Linked DNA regions of Homo sapiens: region 1 is linked to region 2. A link is an interaction called in ENCODE POLR2A ChIA-PET data of the cell type or tissue named here. Cell type or tissue: GM12878. All regions are shown on one strand. Links, peaks and the distances in the headings refer to the core of each region. The heading gives the core; the rest is flanking DNA.

The links. Peaks named below come from ENCODE experiments on the same cell type or tissue, not always from the same donor. Only the 100,000 strongest peaks of a DNase experiment are listed, where the experiment ranks them.
Region 1: POLR2A ChIA-PET joins it to region 2 with 5 read pairs; 8 of 35 experiments call an interaction of 5 or more read pairs at or near these places.

The regions. Positions count from the first base shown.
Region 1 is chr12:12,022,990-12,027,388 of GRCh38, forward strand. No RefSeq gene overlaps it. Among named protein-coding and RNA genes, the nearest start is that of BCL2L14, 46 kb to the right of the region's middle. RefSeq lists an enhancer at 1,074-1,123. In GM12878, for the core only: no CTCF peak of the experiment used is centred there; a DNase peak (open chromatin) is centred at 2,252; H3K4me3 peaks cover 2,099 bases; H3K27ac peaks cover 2,989 bases.
Region 2 is chr12:11,551,615-11,556,013 of GRCh38, forward strand. It overlaps LINC01252 (long intergenic non-protein coding RNA 1252), which reads left to right. Exons shown (of 8, transcript NR_033890.1): 3 at 966-1,079; 4 at 1,952-2,068; 5 at 2,235-2,456; 6 at 3,641-4,399. LOC124902877 (a long non-coding RNA gene) reads right to left here. Exons shown (of 3, transcript XR_007063210.1): 2 at 4,169-4,358. Among named protein-coding and RNA genes, the nearest start is that of LINC01252, 5.8 kb to the left of the region's middle. In GM12878, for the core only: a CTCF peak has its summit at 2,530 (motif pointing right); a DNase peak (open chromatin) is centred at 2,527; H3K4me3 peaks cover 878 bases; H3K27ac peaks cover 1,946 bases.

The DNA of each region.
Region 1 (4,399 bases), core at 304-4,303, 470 kb after region 2:
GTGTACATTTGTGTAAGAAATCTAGGTATTACCTGTTTGAAGCAGTTTATTCACCAGGAACTAGGAAAGGAACTGGCTCTGTGGATTTCCTTACCAGACAATTTTCAGAGTGAGATTTTTGTTTACAGTTTATTATAAGAACCTTCCAAAGACTTATGGGATCTGGATCTGATGATACATAACAATGCTTATGACCTAAAAAAGCAAAACGATTCACTTCATGGAAATGCATGTTCCCCGAAAGAAATCCATAGAGCCCCCTAATGAAATTTTCAAGAGAAAAGCTATGTACAAACATATGATCCGCTTCCTAAACGCCACAAGAAAGGTACAGGTGGAAGGAGTAGAGGAAGATTTCCACGGATTCTTGAGAAAAAAATGAAATGGGAAATCTAAGACGAGTGCCCAACAAACCAAATAATGCAGGTTTCAAGAGCACAGAACTGAATGGGGTTTATTTAAACACACATACCAGCTGCTGCCACATGGCTACCAAATGGAAACTGAGCCAGGAGGGTGGCCCAGTTTCTAGGTACAAGAAAGAACAGAGGTTGTGACGCAACAGGAATGATGTTTCCATTTGTATTTTATGAAGTTAACAGCCAAAATTCACCTCTGAAAACCTAAGTTTGGCAGTGGTATAAAGAAGGGAGGAAATTCCTGATGGAACAAGAAGGGATTAAAAACAAAAGAGGGGAGATCAGCGGGAGGGCAGGCCTCTGATCTTCCCTGGCTGGCAGTGGTGGACAAGTAGGAAAATGATGTGAGCAGATGCTCAAGGAAAGTGGCCCTGAAATCAAAGGCTTTGAAGAGATAAGCAGAGTCCCTCAAGCAAAGCAATAAACAGAGAAACCAGGATGAATACATTGGAATCGAAATGATGAAATGTAAAGTACCACAGAGAGGTTTCTAGAAAAGCATCCAGAGATGGAAATGGGGAAAAGAGAAAGATACAGCAGAAATAAATTGCATACGAGATTCTAGTGTGTGCTAGAAATGTAGGGAGGAAAGAGTGATGATAAAATTAAAAGAAAGAAGTGGATAGATCTTAGTGGCATGATTGAAATGGATAATGAAAGGGATCTTTATGAAACTGTTGCCAGGAGAAGGAAAGATATAGAAAGCGAAAAAAAGGCTGTAGGTTAATTCCAGTATGACAAGAATAACAAAGAAATGCATGAATTCTCAGCCAACAGCCCGTATCAAGAGACAAGCATGTTCTGGCTGTGTGTGAAGGGCACACCATGCCAGGGGCTCTCCCTGCCAACGCCTGCAGACTTTTGCTCCTCACCTGGACCTCACAGCGCACCTGTTTTCAATGACACATGGCGGAAAAGGGTCAAAAGATGAATAAGGCCAGGCGCAGTGGCTCACGCCTGTAATCCCAACACTTTGGGAGGCCAAGGCGAGTGAATCACTTGTGGCCAGAAGTTTGAGACCAGCCTGGCCAAAATAGCAAAACCCTGTCTCTGCTAAAGATACACAAAATTAGCCAGGTATCGTGGCACACACCTGTATAATACCAGCTACTGAGGCTGAGGCACGAGAATCACTTGAACCTGGGAGGCAGAGGTTGCAGTGAGCTGAGATCGCACCACTGCACTCCAGCCTGGGTGAAAGAAGTGAGACTCTGTCTCAAAAAAAAAAAAAAAAAGGATAAAATGATACTCATTTCTTCCTTGGTCCCATCGACAAACATTTATCAAGAGATGTCTACGTGCCAAGCACGGTGCTTGATACTGAGAAAATACAATAATTGATAAGCAACATAGATATTCTGACAAAAATGGAAGCAAAAAGGGGAGGAGGTCTAAAATATAGAATTTTCCAGATAAGACAGAGCAAAGTTCAAAGCCGTGAAAATGAGAGTCAATGTGAAATATGACAGAAATGGGGACACCAAGGTGGACACAAGATGACCGTATATTCTCCTCGAAGGGGAACAAGATAGGAAAGGAAAGTGGGAAACAAAAAGTGGAAGTAACGTCAAGAGCCCCTAATGGGGCTCTAATAGGCTCTAACCTGAGTCCTAGCCCTTACTCAGCTGGTTCCCAGATGATCTTGAGCAAAGTGCTTCTGTGCTCTGAGCCTCAGTTCCCTTAACTATAAAATAAACTAATGATGTCTGGTCTAACTTGTGGTTGTCACCACGACACAGTAAGGGGTATTGGTTGTGCCCTCCTGCCATAAACAACAATAAAACTGGACGAATTATATGAAACTGTTTTCAGGTGCAACGCTACAGATGGTGCAGGGATGTGATGCTTGAGAGAAGAAACACAAGAGGTGAAACCCACATTTACTCTGGCCTCCTGCCTGGGGCTTTCCAACCACAGCACGCGGAAGTGGAGCCCAAACTGAGGATGGAGGAAAGAGACCGAAGGTTAGGGCTGCTGCAGGGATTGAGTGTGTGGGACAGGGTACGAGAGAGGCAGGAGCTGCACAGAGCAGAAATCCAAAAATCTGCAGAGGAGACCACCTGAATCTAGTTGAAAACAAAACTGCACATGTACAGGGTAATGTTTTCACAAAGCCTAGTAGAGAATAGGTAGCAGGGGCAAGGTGCAGTAGCTCATGCCTGTAATCCCAGCATCTTAGGAGAGGCTGAGGCAAGAGGATCGCTTGAGCCCAGGAGTTCAAAACCAGCCTGGGCAATATAGCAAGACCTCATCTCTACAAAAAATTTTAAAAATTAGCTAGGTGTGGTGGCATGCACCTATAGTTCCAGCTACTTGGGAGGCTGTGGCAGGAGGATCCCTTGAGCCCAGGAGCTTCAGGCTACAGTGAGCTAAGATTGTGCTGCTGCACTCCAGCCTGGGTGACAGAGTGAGACCCTGTTTCTTAAAAAAAGAAAAAAAAGAGAGAGAGAGAGAGAATAGGTAGTAGGAGCTGTGCACTGAACAGAGATTCCAGAGGTCACATGGTGGGAAGAGACACTGTGTTCTCAGTGTCCATGGTGGAAAGAGCTTGATGAACAGCCTGGGCTTTCAACAGAGGCCCGGGAAAGGCCACACCTGTGGAGCTGGGCCACCCCAGCACTAGAGAGAGGCTGCACTGGACCCATCAAAACAAAGCCAAATTACAACACTCAATAATGGATCCAAGCGGATCCACCAATAAATTAACCACCTGCCAAAACAAATGCAATGATCCTTACAGGAAGATAATAAAACCATAATGTTTGACATGTAATAAAAAATTACTCAATGTGTAACAAGGAGGAAACAAGTAGTATAGAAAGCAGCCAATAGAAAGAATCCCAGAGGTGATACAGATGGAATTAGCAAAGAAAAACTTTAAAATGACTAAATATATTGAAGAATTTAAAGGGAAAAAGTGGACATAAGGAATGAAAAACAGTTACTCATTGGAAAATAGACATTATGAAAAGAAACAAGATGAAAATCATGGGACTCAAAAATCTACAATAACTGCCTGGGCACGGTGGCTCACACCTGTAATCCCAACACTTTGGGAGGCCCAGCCGGGCAGATCATTGAGGCCAGGAGTTCAAGACCAGCCTGGCCAACATGGTGAAACTGTGTCTCTACTGAAAATCAAGAAAAAAAAAAAAGAACTGGGCGTGGTGGTGGAAGCCCGTAATCCCAGCTACTAGGGAGGCTGAGGCAGGAGAATCGTTTGAATCCGGGAGGCAGAGGTTGCAGTGAGCCGAGATTGCACCACTGCACTCCAGCCTGGGCAGCAGAGCAAGATTCTGTCTAAAAAATATGTTTATATATGTATCTAAAATAACTGAAATAAGTCACAAGATGGGCTTAACAGAAGATTAGACACTGCAAAAGAAAAGATTAGTAGACATGAAGACAGAATAATAAAAATTATCCAAGCTGATGCACACAGAGCAAAAAAGGACTAGAATAAAAGAATAGAGCTTGAGTTACACATATGGGATATTATTAACCAGTCTAACAGATACATAACTGTAGTCTCAGTAGGAAAGCAAAGAGGAATTGGGGCAGAAGAAATATTTCAAAAAATAATGACCTCCTAATGTGACAAAAAAGTACCAATCCACTGATCCAAGAATCTCAATGTATCTTAAACAAGATAAACACAAAGAAAACCACATTTAAGCACATCATAGCCAAACGTTGTAAAACAATGATGAAGAAAAGATCTCAAAAGAATTCAGGGGACAAAAAAAAAAATCCCACCTGACTACAGTGGTGCAATAATGAGAATTATCACTGACATCTCACCAGAAATGTTGCAATCCTGAAGATAACAGAATCCCATCTTTGAAGTTCTAAAAGAAAAAAAACTGCTAACTTAGAATTCTACATCCAGTGGAAATATCCTTCAAAAATGAAGGCAAAATGAATAAATAAAAGCTGAGATAACTTATCACCAGCACAACTGCACAATGAAAAATATTAAA
Region 2 (4,399 bases), core at 188-4,187:
TGGAATTAGAAAATTGTTATTATTTTGAGACAGGGTCTTGCTCTGTCACCCAGGTTGGAGTGCAGTGGTGCAGTCACAGTTCACTGCAGCCTCAACCTGCTGGGCTCAAGCAATTCTCCCACCTCAGCCTCCCAAGTAGCTGGGACTTCAGGCGTGTGCCACCACACGGCTATTTTTGTATTTTTTGTAGAAATGAGGTTTCATCATGTTGCCCAGGCTGGTCTCAACTCCTGGGCTCAAACAATCCACCTCAGCCTCCCAAAGTGCTGGGATAATAGGCATGAGCCACCACACCCAGCCAGAAAATTATTATTTTGCAACCATTATAGTTATAACTAATTTAGATAGAATCATCATTGGATGGAAAAGCTAGTAGGTGAAAATTTGATGAGGAAATGGATACAATCTCAAAGTATCTCCCCCAAAATATTTAGTGCTTATTAGTAGTTTAGAAATACAAATTACTTACTAGTTAGCTCTATAGCATAGAAACCTAGCCAATATCATCTTAATCGAGTGCTAACATATAATGTTGTCTATAAACAGGATAAATCTATATTAAGTTACTCTAACAAACTGAGAAAACACAGCATCATTTCTGTGAACGTCCTGCCAAAAACGCACCACCCAAATCTGACAATAAGGTAACATCAGACAAACCCAAACTGAGGGACATTCTACGAAGTAATTAGCCTGTTCTCTTTAAAAACACCCAGGTTATGAAAAACAAGGAAAGAATGAGAAAATGTTCCTGATTAAGGGAGACTAACAGAGATATAATGACTAAACACAACACATGATCCTGGGTTGGATTCTGGAATTATAAAGAACGTTATTGTAAAATTGGTGAAATCTGAATGGAGTCTACGGATTGTGGCTTTATTACATCAATGTTAAATTCCTGATCTTTTTCATTTCTTTTTCCTTTCTCTTTTTTTTTTTTTTTTTTTTTTTTTTTGAAACAGAGTCCCTGTCATCCAGACTGGAGTGCAGTGGTACAATCCCGGCTCACTGCAACCTCCACCTCCTGGGTTCAAGCGATTCTCCTGTCTCAGCCTCTCAAGTACCTGGAATTACAGGCATGTGCCACCGCACCCCATGTAATGTCCCGATCTTGATGGATGCACTCTGGTTATAGAAATGTCCTCATTTTAAGGAAATACATGCCAAAGTAGTAAAGGCTCATGGGGCATCATATTTGCAACTGTTCTCACCTGGTTCAGAAAAATTTAAGAGCAATAATACGTATAAATGTGTAGATAGAATAAGAAGACAAACATGGTAAAATGTTAACAACTGGGGAATCCGGATGAAAGGTGTACGGAAGCTCTTGTGCTACTACACCTGCAACTTTTCCATAAGTTTGAAATTGTTTCAAAATGAAAAAAATGTACAAGTATCCTAGAAAATGCAAACTCATCCAAAGTGACGGAAAGCAGGTCACTGGTTGTCTGAGTGGGATGGGCCAGAGGAGAGAGGAGTCAGGATTACGAAGGGGGCACAACAAGGAAACTTGGTGGGGAGGATATGAATATCCTTTTTTTTTTTTTGCTTTTTTAGAGACAGGGTCATGCTCTGTCACCCAGCTCATAGCTCACTGCATCCTCAAACTCCAGGGCCCACGGGATCTTCCTGCCAAGCAACTGGGACTACAGGCTCAGCCCACCATGCCTGGCTGTTTTTTTTCTTTTGGTGGAGATGAGGTCTCACTATGTTGCCTGGGGCTGGTCTTGAACTCCTGGTCTCAAGGAAATCCTCCCACTTATGACTCCCAAAGCACTGGGATTACAGGCGTGAGCCACCTTGCCCAGCCATGTTCATTATCTTGATTGTGTCAGTTGCCTCTTTGGTGTAAAATAGGTCGAAATTTACTATGTTGTACACTTTAAAAATCTATTAATAGGTTAAATAACATGAAATAATTGTTTTTTAATTCCTAATATTTGCCTAGGGAATACAACCAACCTCTTCATCACATGAAGACATTTTTTTCATGCTTTTCCATGTTCCTGAAATGCCCTCCCCTAGGAGCTTCCTCCAATTTATCTACTCTTTCACATTCAAGAAGGTAATGGAGTTCCATCTTCCTCCATTAACTCCCCCATACTGAAATCTGCTATATCTTTCATTCATTTGAATCTTATTGTTACAGTACATACGATGGAAATCTATAATATTTTTATTGCTATAGTTATCATTTCAGTTGTTATGTTTTCTGCTTATTTTTGTATCAGAGTTGAATCAAGATGTTTAAGTCTCTGGAGAGTTAAGTATTTTGTAGGAGGAAGAATATCAAGGTTGTGGAAAAAAAAAAAAAAAAACCTTGTTGTGGCTGAGAAACTGGGCTGGAGTCAGGAGGCTGGTGATGGCCCCAGTTCTACCACTAACTAGCCATGTGCCTACGATGCTTCATTTCACCTCTTGAGATCTAAATTTCCCCGTACGTCAAAGCAAAGGTGAGGTCAATGTCATCTATGAAATGTTCTTGACTTTCAAATTATTTGAGTAGTGGCCGCTAGATGGAACCCGTGAACCCATATCCATACATGAGCATTTCAAGGAGAGGTGGTGCTGAAGCAGGAAGCCAAAAAGCCAGGGTGACAGATTATCCTGTGCTTCGTGCAACAAGGATAGTCTGTAGGAACAACAACAAGAGAAGTTGTCTCTCTCAGACAATGGTGTCCTAGCCTAGACATGTGGGCTAGGAAATTAGTGATCAGAGGAAATCAGACCAAAGCCAAAGTCAGAGACATTTTCTGTTCTCCTCTTCACTAAACCCCAAGGCTCTTTAGCATGAAGTATGCAGACCCTGTGTGATTTTCTGTGTTATCTAAAGTAAAACTTATTAGAGTTCCACGTATTTTTAACCAAATATGTTTAATGAACGTTGTTCTGAGAGAAAGGGGATTCCAGTCGCTTCTGTCAGAGGCATTCAAGGATATGGAGAGAAATAGCTTTTTAGAATTTGAAAATAAAATTTCTATGAAATTGGTCAAAATGGATGAGAAGGAAAAAACCTCTCAAGCGGTAAGTAGGTAGAAAAACGATCGCTTTGTGCCATTTTTATATGTTAACAAATTATGTTAACATTTATTGAACACATCAAACCCTGCAGTATAACTGATTCTTCAATAAGTGTATACAAGTCACACATAGAATGAGTGGCATGCTGGGTGCTCCCTGAATAATCCTTTTCTTTTACCAGTTAAGTTTCCTGCTGAATATTTCGAAACTCTTTGCAAACTGACTTCAGCACCTCTGTGGGATATTCCCTTCCACTGCCAACCCTTAGTTGTCAGAAACTCTGTCTTTGGGAAGCATGCTACATTTTCTAGAACAAATCTAGATACTTTAGAAATGATGGATGATGATGATGATGATGAATGATGACAACACTCTGATGCAATTCATATATCACAACATTATCCAGATCCAACAAACACTGAGAAAATGGTGTTTTGCAGCAATTTTAATTCCTTTATTTCTCAAACATCTTTGTCAATAGTCATTTTTAATGTTATGTTATAGATGATGGAACAATCTTAGAGATGTTAAGTAACTGGTACTAATAATACAGATGGCAAAGACAGAATTCAAAATCTGGAGCTCTTGATTTATTTTACTTTATTTTATTTTTTAGAGACAGATCTCGCTTTGTCGCCTGTCAACGGCTAGAGTGCAGTAGCGTGATCATAGCTTACTGCAGCCTCGAACTCCTGAGCTCAAGCAACCCTCCCTCCTCAGCCTTCCCAGGTCTCCTGATTTCAAGTACAGTTCTTGCCAACACACAGTGGTAAAGGGTATGATTACCTAAGCCTTAGCACAGAAGGTAGCACCCCTTACTGGTGAGCTATCATGAAACTATGCGACAATTTTCTCCATCTTTTTTAGAGTTGTTTTCCTTGTCTTCCTCCTCATCACGATTATTATTGCTTTTTCATTCAGCAAAAAATCTGGTAGGAGACTGCACAGAAGCATGATCACTTGCTATCAACAGTGTAACCCTACCTAACTTCCCTAATCCCTAGCAAATGAAGGAAAAATCATATACAGGCACTGACAAATAGCAACACAAGAAAGGGCAACAAAATTACTAAAGAGTAACGCCATCCTCCCCAACTCAAACCAGGGAAAGTAAGCTTGCCTAGGAACTTAGGCTGAAACTCACCACAGTGCCAAAAACCTGTTTTCTTGAAAAGAGGTAGTGCAGATAGTGAATCCACTGAGCCACATAGGGTGGGAGTTTGCTTTAAGTGCTTTTCTTCTTGCCCACAAACTAGCGTAGGCTGTGACTGGCTCCAGCTGATCCTTATCAAGGCAGCTAGTTCTGAGGGCTTGGTTAAGAAGCTCTTCGTTTACTTAAGGGAGCAAAGAGAAGACACGTGAATTGGAAAAGGAT